Linked DNA regions of Homo sapiens: region 1 is linked to region 2. Evidence: chromatin contacts called from ENCODE Hi-C or POLR2A ChIA-PET data. All regions are on one chromosome and are shown on one strand. The core of a region is the stretch at or near the end of the contact, and the rest is flanking DNA. Distances in the headings are between cores, read along the strand shown. Region 1 overlaps NMNAT1 (nicotinamide nucleotide adenylyltransferase 1). Region 2 overlaps UBE4B (ubiquitination factor E4B).

Region 1 (4,393 bases), core at 1,773-4,272, 110 kb after region 2:
CTGCATTCTAGCCTGGCAACAGAGTGAGACTCCGTCTCAAAAAAAAAAACAAAATTAGCTGGGTGTGGTGGTGCAGGCCTGTAATCCCAGCTACTCAGGAGGCTGGAGCAGGAGAATCACTTGAGCCTGGGAGGCAGAGGATGCAGTGAGCTGAGATGGCGCCACTGTACTCCAGCCTGGCAACAGAGCAAGACTCCGTCTCAAAAAAAAAAAAAAAAAGCCCGCGCACAGTGGCTCACACCTGTAATCCCATTTTGGGAGGCTGAGGTGGGTGGATCACAAGGACAGGAGATCGAGACCATCCTGGATAATGCAGTGAAACCCCGTCTCTACTAAAAATACAAAAAAAATTAGCCAGGCGTGGTGGCGGGCACCTGTAGTTCCAGCTACTCGGGAGGCTGAGGCCGGAGAATTGCTTGAACCTAGGAGGCAGAGGTTGCAGTGAGTCAAGATCACGTCACTGCACTTCCACCTGGGCGACAGAGCAAGACTCCGTCTCAAAAAAAAAAAACATGCATACAATCTATATCAAAGGAAAAATTAGTTTGCCCAGACTGGACATTTCTGTTCCACAGCAGGAAGGGAAGGAAACAAATTGCATTTAGGTTTGCATTCAAGAATCTGTTTCTAGCCGAGCGTGGTGGCTCAAATATGTTTCTAGCCGAGCGTGGTGGCTCACGCCTATAATCCCAGCACTTTGGGAGGCCAAGGTGGGCAGATCACCTGAGGTCAGGAGTTCGAGACCAGCCTGGCCAACATGGTGAAACCCTGTCTCTACTAAAAATACAAAAAATTACCCAGAAGTGGTGGTGCACACCTATAATCCCACCTACTAGGGAGGCTGAGGCAGGAGAATCACTTGAACCCAGGAGGCAGAGGTCACCGTGAGCTGAGATTGTGCCACTGCACTCCAGCCTGGGTGACAGAGTGAGACTCTGTCTTAAGAAAAAAAAACAAAAAAACAAAGAATATGTTTCTTTCTGAGATGATTAAACCTAAAAACTGATGCTGTTCCTCTGTCTTTTTAGGTTTTACTGTGCAGTTTGTTCAGATGGAGCCATTGCCACGGGCACTGAAGTGGATGTCTTCTGCATTTGGTGTGGGATCCTTCAGTTAAGGAGTCTGCACTATGGTGTTAACAGTTTTGGCAACAGACTGTGTATGTTTTTAAACAATGAATTTCTTTTTTTTTCTTTGAGACAGAGTCTCACTCTGTCACCCCAGCTGGAGTGCAGTGGCGCAATCTGTGCTTACTGCAAGCTCCGCCTCCCAGGTTCACGCCATTCTCCCGCCTCAGCCTCCCGAGTAGCTAGGACTACAGGTGCCCGCCACCATGCCCGGCTAATTTTTTGTATTTTTTTTTAGTAGAGATGGGGTTTCACTGTGTTAGCCAGGATGGTCTGGATCTCCCGACCTCGTGATCCACCCACCTCGGCCTCCCAAAGTGCTGGGATTACAGGCGTGAGCCATAAACAAAGAATTTCTAAAGGCTTATCTTAATCTGAAAGTTTGGCTGTAAATAATATGTCTTCAATATTTATTTTCTACTGACACCAAAAGAAGAGATATGTGGAGATGGAATACCTGATTAGGCACATGTCACAGTTAAAACATTTCACTGGGGAAAGTTTAAAAATTCTACAAGAGATTTTTGTTTTTGTAGGTGAATTCTACTTTACTAGAGCTTCGAAAAGTAGTTAAGATATTAATCAACAGTGAAACAGGCCGGGCACAGTGGCTCACGCCTCTAATCCCAGTACTTTGGAAGGCTGAGGCAGGCAGATCGATTGAGCCCAGGAGATGAAGACCAGCATAGGCAATGTGGAGAAACCCCATCTCTACAAAAATTACAAAAATTAGCTGGACCTGGTGGCACGTGCCTGTAGTCCCAGCTACTTGGGAGGCTGAGGCAGGAGGATCCCGTGAACCCAGGAAGTCAAGGCTCCAGTGAGCCATGCTCACACCACTGCACTTTGGCCTGGATGACAAAGCAACATCTTGCCTCAAAACAAACAAACAACAACAACAACAACAAAAAAAAACTGAAGCTGTTGGATTGGGTTTGGCACAGTATACAGCAAGACTTCTATTTCTTGCTAAATTGGCACCTTCATTTAAATCCTTGTGGCAAAACATTTTTAACACATTCTGATTAAAAGACAAAGTATTCCTCATAGCACCTTTTCTCTCTCAAATGTAGGAAACAACAACCCCTGAACTTTACTACTTGTCTGTGCTCCTGTCGGTGAGCAGCTTAACTTCTACAGGTAAGCAAGAAAACTTCCCAAGTAACCAATCCTTGTCAAAGGCTTACCAGTCCTTCGAGGCAAGTAACTACTCAACCAGCACTGTGACTGTGATGTTGCAAGGAGAATATTAAGCTCTAGTTCCTCTTTTTTTTTTTTTTTTGAAACAGAGTCTCACTTTGTTGCTTAAGCTGGAGTGCAGTGGCGTGATCTTGGCTCACTGCAACCTCCTCCTCCTGGATTAAAGCAATTCTTCTGCCTCAGCCTCCCCAGTAGCTGGAATTAAAGGTGTGTGCCACTATGCCTGGATAATTTTGGTATTTTTAGTAGAGATGGGGTTTCGCCATGTTGGCCAGGCTAGTCTTGAACTCCTGACCTCAACTGATCCACCCGTCTCAGCCTCCCAAAGTGCTGGGATTATAGCTGTGAACCACTGTGCCCACACCCTAGTTCCTCTTAAAGCAAGAGATCCAAGAAGCTAAGAAGTATGAAAAGCAAAGCAAAGAAAACGGGGGGAGGGGAGGGTTAGGATGGCATATGAAAAGCCATCCTTCTCACGTTACTTCCACTGCATTTAATGAGATCCTATTCTTTATCCTGTAGTGCTTTTGTCAGGCCTGGGGCTGATCTGGCGGGCCAGGGTGACCTGTCGAAGGCCAGATGCTAACCCAACAGTCTGAGCCATCTGGGTCCTGTTTTTCCTGTCTGAGATACTCGTCTCTACCAGGCTGGGCCTGTCCCAGCAGCACTGCCACCTATCGGCCATCACACGACCATCTCCTATCCTGCTATTTCAGCTGAACAGCAGGGCCAATAACAGGAAGCATGTCAAAATCAGTCATTTAGTAGAAAACTGCATTATGCCAGGCGTGGTGGTTCATGCCTATAATCTCAACACTTTGGGAGGCCAAGGCGGGCGGATCACTTGAGGTCAGGAGTTCGAGATCAGCCTGACCAACATGTCAAAACCCTGTCACTACTAAAAATACAAAAATTAGCCGGGCATGGTTGCAGGTGCCTGTAATCCCACCTACTTGGGAGGCTGAGGCAGGAGAATCACTTGAACCCGGGAGGCAGAGGTTGTAGTGAGCCGAGATTGCGTCACTGCCCTCCAGCCTGGGTGACAGAGCGAGACTCTGTCTCAAAAGAAAGAAAAAGAAAGCTGCATTTAAGTATTAATGAGCACTCACTGACAATGGATAAAAAGAAACAGTTCCGCTGAAATCACAGGACTGACATCATAACCCAATTCACCCCAAATAAAGATCTCCTATCAAATACTTTCACAATGATTATTGTGATTTTCTAAACCTCATTTTTTGTTCAATGAAGTTAAGTGGCATCAGCTGGGAGACTGCTATAGAAATAAGTGCTGAAAAAGAGGAAGGAAAATAGAAATCTTAGTAATGAACAAAGGTTTAGTTTCAAAAGACCCCAGTAATTCAGATTGTGTATTTAAACAAGGTCAATTTATTGCTTCTTTAAGAATGTAGTGGGGCCGGACACGGTGGCTCATGCCTGTAATCCCAGCACTTTGAGAGGCCGAGGTGGGCGAATCACTTGAAGTCAGGAGTTTGAGACTAGCCTTGCCAACATGGTGAAACTCCGTCTCCACTAAAAAAAACAAAAAAATTATATATATACACATACATATATATATATACACACACAAAAATTAGCTGGGCCTCTTGGTGTGTACCTATAATCCTAGCTACTCGGGAGGCTGAGGCAGGAGAATCGCTTGAACCCAGGAGGTGGAGGTTGCAGTGAGCAAAGATTGCACCACTGCACTCCAGCCTGGGTGACAGAGTGAAACTCCATCTCAAAAAAAAAAAAAAAAAGCAGTGGAAGATTTTAGAGTAAAAATAACCACAACCTCCCCCTTATAGATTATAACAATCTTCTGCATCATGACAGCTAATTGTTTTCTAGAGAAAATAGCTAAGTGACCTGCATTGTGTTTTGTCTTTCTCTTTTTTTTTTTTGAGACAGAGTCCTGGTCTGTTGCCCAGGCCGGAGTGCAGTGGTGTGATTTCGGCTCGCTGAAATCTCCGCCTCCAGGGTTCAAGCGATTCTGCCTCAGCCTCCCACGTAGCTGGGATTACAGGTGCCTGCCACCATGCCCGGCTAATTTTTGTATTTTTAGT
Region 2 (4,157 bases), core at 1,540-4,039:
GGATGCAGCACTGACTGTGGTCACTGTGATTCCAGAGTCCCCACTGCCTGGCTCCCAGTGCACACCACTCCCCCAGCTCTGTACCCCATGCCCAGCTTCTAGTGCCCCTGGCCCACCACCCAGCACCCCATGCCTCACTGCCTGGCTCCTGTGCACTTTCTCCAGCACAAGTTTTAACACATATAAACCTAACAGCTCAGTGAGGCCAGCTTCCCTAAGTCTGCACTAACAAGTAAAGTACCAAGGCTTCCAAGCAATAGAGAAATGTTACAGGATGAATATGACAGAGTGGAAACAGACGGGGGTAGAATGGCACGGTCACCCTGCAATCTCATTTTTCCAATCATTTTCTGCTTCACTTTCCAGGTTACTTATCCAACTCAAAAAATGTTTACTCAACAGTTACAAAAAGCTTGATTGATTAACCACATTTCTTCTCCAAAGAATATCATGACTATGTCCAGGACTTACTCCCAAATCAAAACCCTAAAGTATCTAGTGCTTTTACCCAAGCACTCCGCTACAGCTCAAACACGTCACCTCTAGAAGGGGATCATCCATGTCGGCTCCTGGCCTCAGCCCAGGGTACTCCTGGCACTCCCACTTTAATTGTAACAGAGACCCTTTTACTCTCACAAGAGTCCTTGTGTGGACATGACCTGAGAAGGTCACCCCACATCCGACAGTCCAGCTGTTCCTTCTCCTCTCTTTACCTACATACCCTCCACTGCCTCCCATGCTTGCTTCCCTGCCACCGGAATGCAGGCAAGGCAAGTCACCTTCCTCCTCCTTGAGAACTTTCCCAGGTGAGTAAATATCTCAAAAATAAAGCACAAAATACTTACAAAGGCCAACTTCTAGCAATTACTAGCAAAATACATTTTTCTTTTTTCTTTCTTTTTTTTTTTTTTCTGTGAGACAGGGTCTTGTTCTGTCAGCCAGGTTGGAGTACAGTAACACGATTTCAACTCACTGCAGCCTCAACCTCCCTGGGGAGGACTGCTTGAGCTCAGCAGTTAGAAACCAGCCTGGGGAACACAGCAAGACTCCATCTCTAAAAAAAAATCAAAAAATTAGCCTGGCATGGTGGTGTGTGCCTACTCAGGAGGCTCAGGCAGGAGAAGCGCTTGAGTGCAGTAGTTTGGGGCTGCAGTGAGTCATGATCACGCCACTGCACTCCAGCCTGGGCAACAGACACTCTGTCTCAAAAAAAAAAAAAAAAAAGAGAAAAGACTGTAAATGGTATTTTCTCAGGGAGAAAAAAAAGGTTGCGACCCTTTAATTCTCCAAAGCCAGGCAGTAATTATATCTTTTTTAAAATACAAGGAATTTTATAAACTGTAACAAAAATTGTTAATTGTGTTTTTTGCATCTAATTGATAACATGAAGAACGTTAAACACGCCTAACCCCATTCTGCCAGCTGGTGAGAACTAAGGACCAAAGGCATAAAACTGCCTAATTAAAGTGTTTTCTTAAGTCACCCATAATACTTAAAATATTAATATTATTACTTCAAATTAGAATAATAAGGGGCCAGGTGTGGTGGCTCACACCTGTAATCCCAGCATTTTGGAAGGCTGAGGCGGGCCAATCACCAGAGCCCAGGAATTCAAGATCAGTGTGGCAAAACCCCATCTCTACAGAAAAAAAAAAATACAAAAATGAGCCAGGTGTGGTGGCACATGCCTGTAGTCCCAGCTACTCAGGAGGCTGAGGTGGGCTGGGGAGGCTGAGGCTGCAGTGAGCCATGAATGTGCCACTGCACTCCAGCCTGGGTGGCAGAGTGAGGCCTTGTCTCATGAATAAATGAATGAAGCAGTCCACCTGAAAGTGAAACAGAGACCAGACCATGTGCAATGGGTGAGTGAAGTGCTACCCCAGGCCCCATCTTCTCAAGCCCTCTACACAATGAGCAATCGCGTAGCTAGCGCTGGCCAGGATCCCAGCTGCACCTGTTTCCAGCTGGGTTATCTCTCTGAGCCTCGATTTCCCCATTTATAAGAAAGTGACAAAATATTTCTTATCTTATAAAATAGTCATCAGAAATAAAGGTAATATAACAAACAACTAGAATTAGTATGTATTTATCAGCTTATAGTTTATCCCCACCCAGTACAATACAAGCTCCAAGAGAGCAGGGATTTGGTCTAGTTTATTCACCGCTGTATTCCCAGCAACTATGACAGTACCTAACTCCCAGAGAGCACTCGGTAAATATTTGCTGAACAAATGAAAAGTGTTTACTTGACACACAGTAAATAGTCTTTTTTAAAAAAATAATTTCAGCCTAGCAGTTTTCTCCATCCCTTTGCTCTTTTAATCTTCCTCTTAGGCTCAGTTTCCCCTTTGTGTAGGGTTCTGCTTTATCTAAATAATACGAGTGTGTACAAAAGCACTAAAAAGCATCTCACGTGTCATCTAATTGTGAAATTAGGAGCAAGAGAAACCAAAAAGATCAAGAGCCTAAAACTGCCAAACATTACATGGCAGAGAAACATGCTGAGTGTAGAATAATTTTAACTGCATTCTGTTATTTAAAGAAGGTTTCCTGCTGCAGAAACTTTATGCCCTTTATAACCAAAAACATCCCAGGGGATAGAAGTGGATGGTATGGTCTCCATTCTCATCTTTGATCCTACTTGGTTCAACAGACAAGATTAACGTAGATGACTAAGCATCTACTACTTCTACTTCTGGTTTTGTTTTGTTTTGTTTTGTTTTTTTGAGACAGAGTCTTACTCTGTCATCCAGGCTGGAATGCAGTGATGCAATCTCAGCTCACTGCAACCTCCATCCCCAGCTTCAAGTGATTCTCCTGCCTCAGCCTCCCAAGTAGCTGGGACTACGGGCACGTGCTACCACACCCAGCTAATTTTTGTATTTTTAGTAAAGACAGGGTTTCACCATGTTGACCAGGCTGGTCTCAAACTCCTCATCTCAAGTGATCTGCCCACCTTGGCCTCCCAAAGTGCTGGGATTACAGGCATGAGCCACTGCGCCTGGCCAGCATTCACTACTTCTAACACTATTCCATAAAACTGATTCTGGTAACTTTTGCCCCATGTTGGCTGGGTGTGGTGGAGGAAGGCTTGAAGCCAGGAGTTGGAAACCAGCTTGGGCAACATAACGAGACCCCATCGCTACAAAAAAAATTTTTTAAATTAGCTGGGTGTGGCAGCACACGCCTGTAGTCCTAGCTACTCAGGAGGCTAAGACAGGAGGATCACCGGAGCCCAGGAGTTCAAGGCTACAGTGAGCTATGATGCTGCCAGTGCACTCCAGCCTGGGAAACAGTGAGATCTTGTCTCAGAATAAAGAAAGGAAAGAAAAGAAAAAGAAGGAAAGAAAAGAAAAGAAAAGAAAAGAAAAAATGATGAAAAGGTGGCCTACGAGACATTTTCACAAGCATTTGTTCCAATTGGCATTCATTAAAATTCTCCCACTCACAACCCATTCTAATCATAACATTTCAAGCCAAAAGATGCTTTATTCATGTTTCCCTAAACTAGAAATCACCAAACCTTTTGGCACAAGGACATCTGTTCAAAGTAAAAACACGCCGGGTGCGGTGGCTCACACCTGTAATCTCAGCACTTTGGGAGGCCGAGGCAGGTGGATCCCCTGAGGTCCGGAGTTCAAGCCCAGCCTGACCAACATGGAGAAACCCCATCTCTATTAAAAATACAAAAATTAGCTGGGCATGGTGGTGCATGCCTGTAATCCCAGCTACTCGGGAGGCTGAGGCAGGAGAATCGCTTGAACCCGGGAGGTGGAGCTTGCAGTGAGCCAAGATTACACCACTGCACTCCAGCCTGGGCAACAAGAGCAAAACTCCATCTCAAAAAAAAAAAAAAAAAAAGGAGAAAGATAATATTACAGACACCAAGGGAATGGGTACTGTTCCAAAAAAAATGCCCCGCAAGTGTTACCATGGCTAGACTGGAAGAGTCTACAATGTTACCCAGCATGCTGCTGGCATTGTAGTAAATGAACAATGGCAACAGTCTTGCCAAGAGAATTAATATGCATATTGAGCACATTAAGCGCTCTAAAGGCCAGCATCATTTCCTAAAACTCATGAAGGAAAATGATCAGAAAAAGAAGAAAGCCAAAGAGAAAGGTACCAGAGAAGCACACTGTGTGAGAACCAATGGG

The links. Hi-C counts contacts between places; a loop is a spot of excess contacts on that map. ChIA-PET counts read pairs that join two places held with the same protein, here RNA polymerase II (POLR2A). Pooled maps may share reads with other maps.
Region 1: a pooled map shows a loop between it and region 2 (2.2-fold over the local background). The contact joins two enhancer-like sites. A Hi-C loop is called at or near these places in 3 of 50 pooled maps. POLR2A ChIA-PET finds 5 or more read pairs at or near these places in 6 of 52 experiments (AG04449, GM10248, GM12878 and 3 more).

What each region holds. Positions count from the first base shown.
Region 1 is chr1:9,949,105-9,953,497 of GRCh38, reverse strand. The region is part of intron 1 of NMNAT1 (nicotinamide nucleotide adenylyltransferase 1); the gene reads right to left. It also overlaps the pseudogene TMEM274P. Among named protein-coding and RNA genes, the nearest start is that of NMNAT1, 7.8 kb to the right of the region's middle. Within about 2 kb of position 3,022, at least 22 of the 41 ENCODE cell types and tissues checked have a DNase peak (open chromatin) inside an H3K27ac peak, as active enhancers do.
Region 2 is chr1:10,054,488-10,058,644 of GRCh38, reverse strand. The region is part of intron 1 of UBE4B (ubiquitination factor E4B); the gene reads right to left. It also overlaps the pseudogene RPL21P21. Among named protein-coding and RNA genes, the nearest start is that of UBE4B, 24 kb to the right of the region's middle. Within about 2 kb of position 2,789, at least 5 of the 41 ENCODE cell types and tissues checked have a DNase peak (open chromatin) inside an H3K27ac peak, as active enhancers do.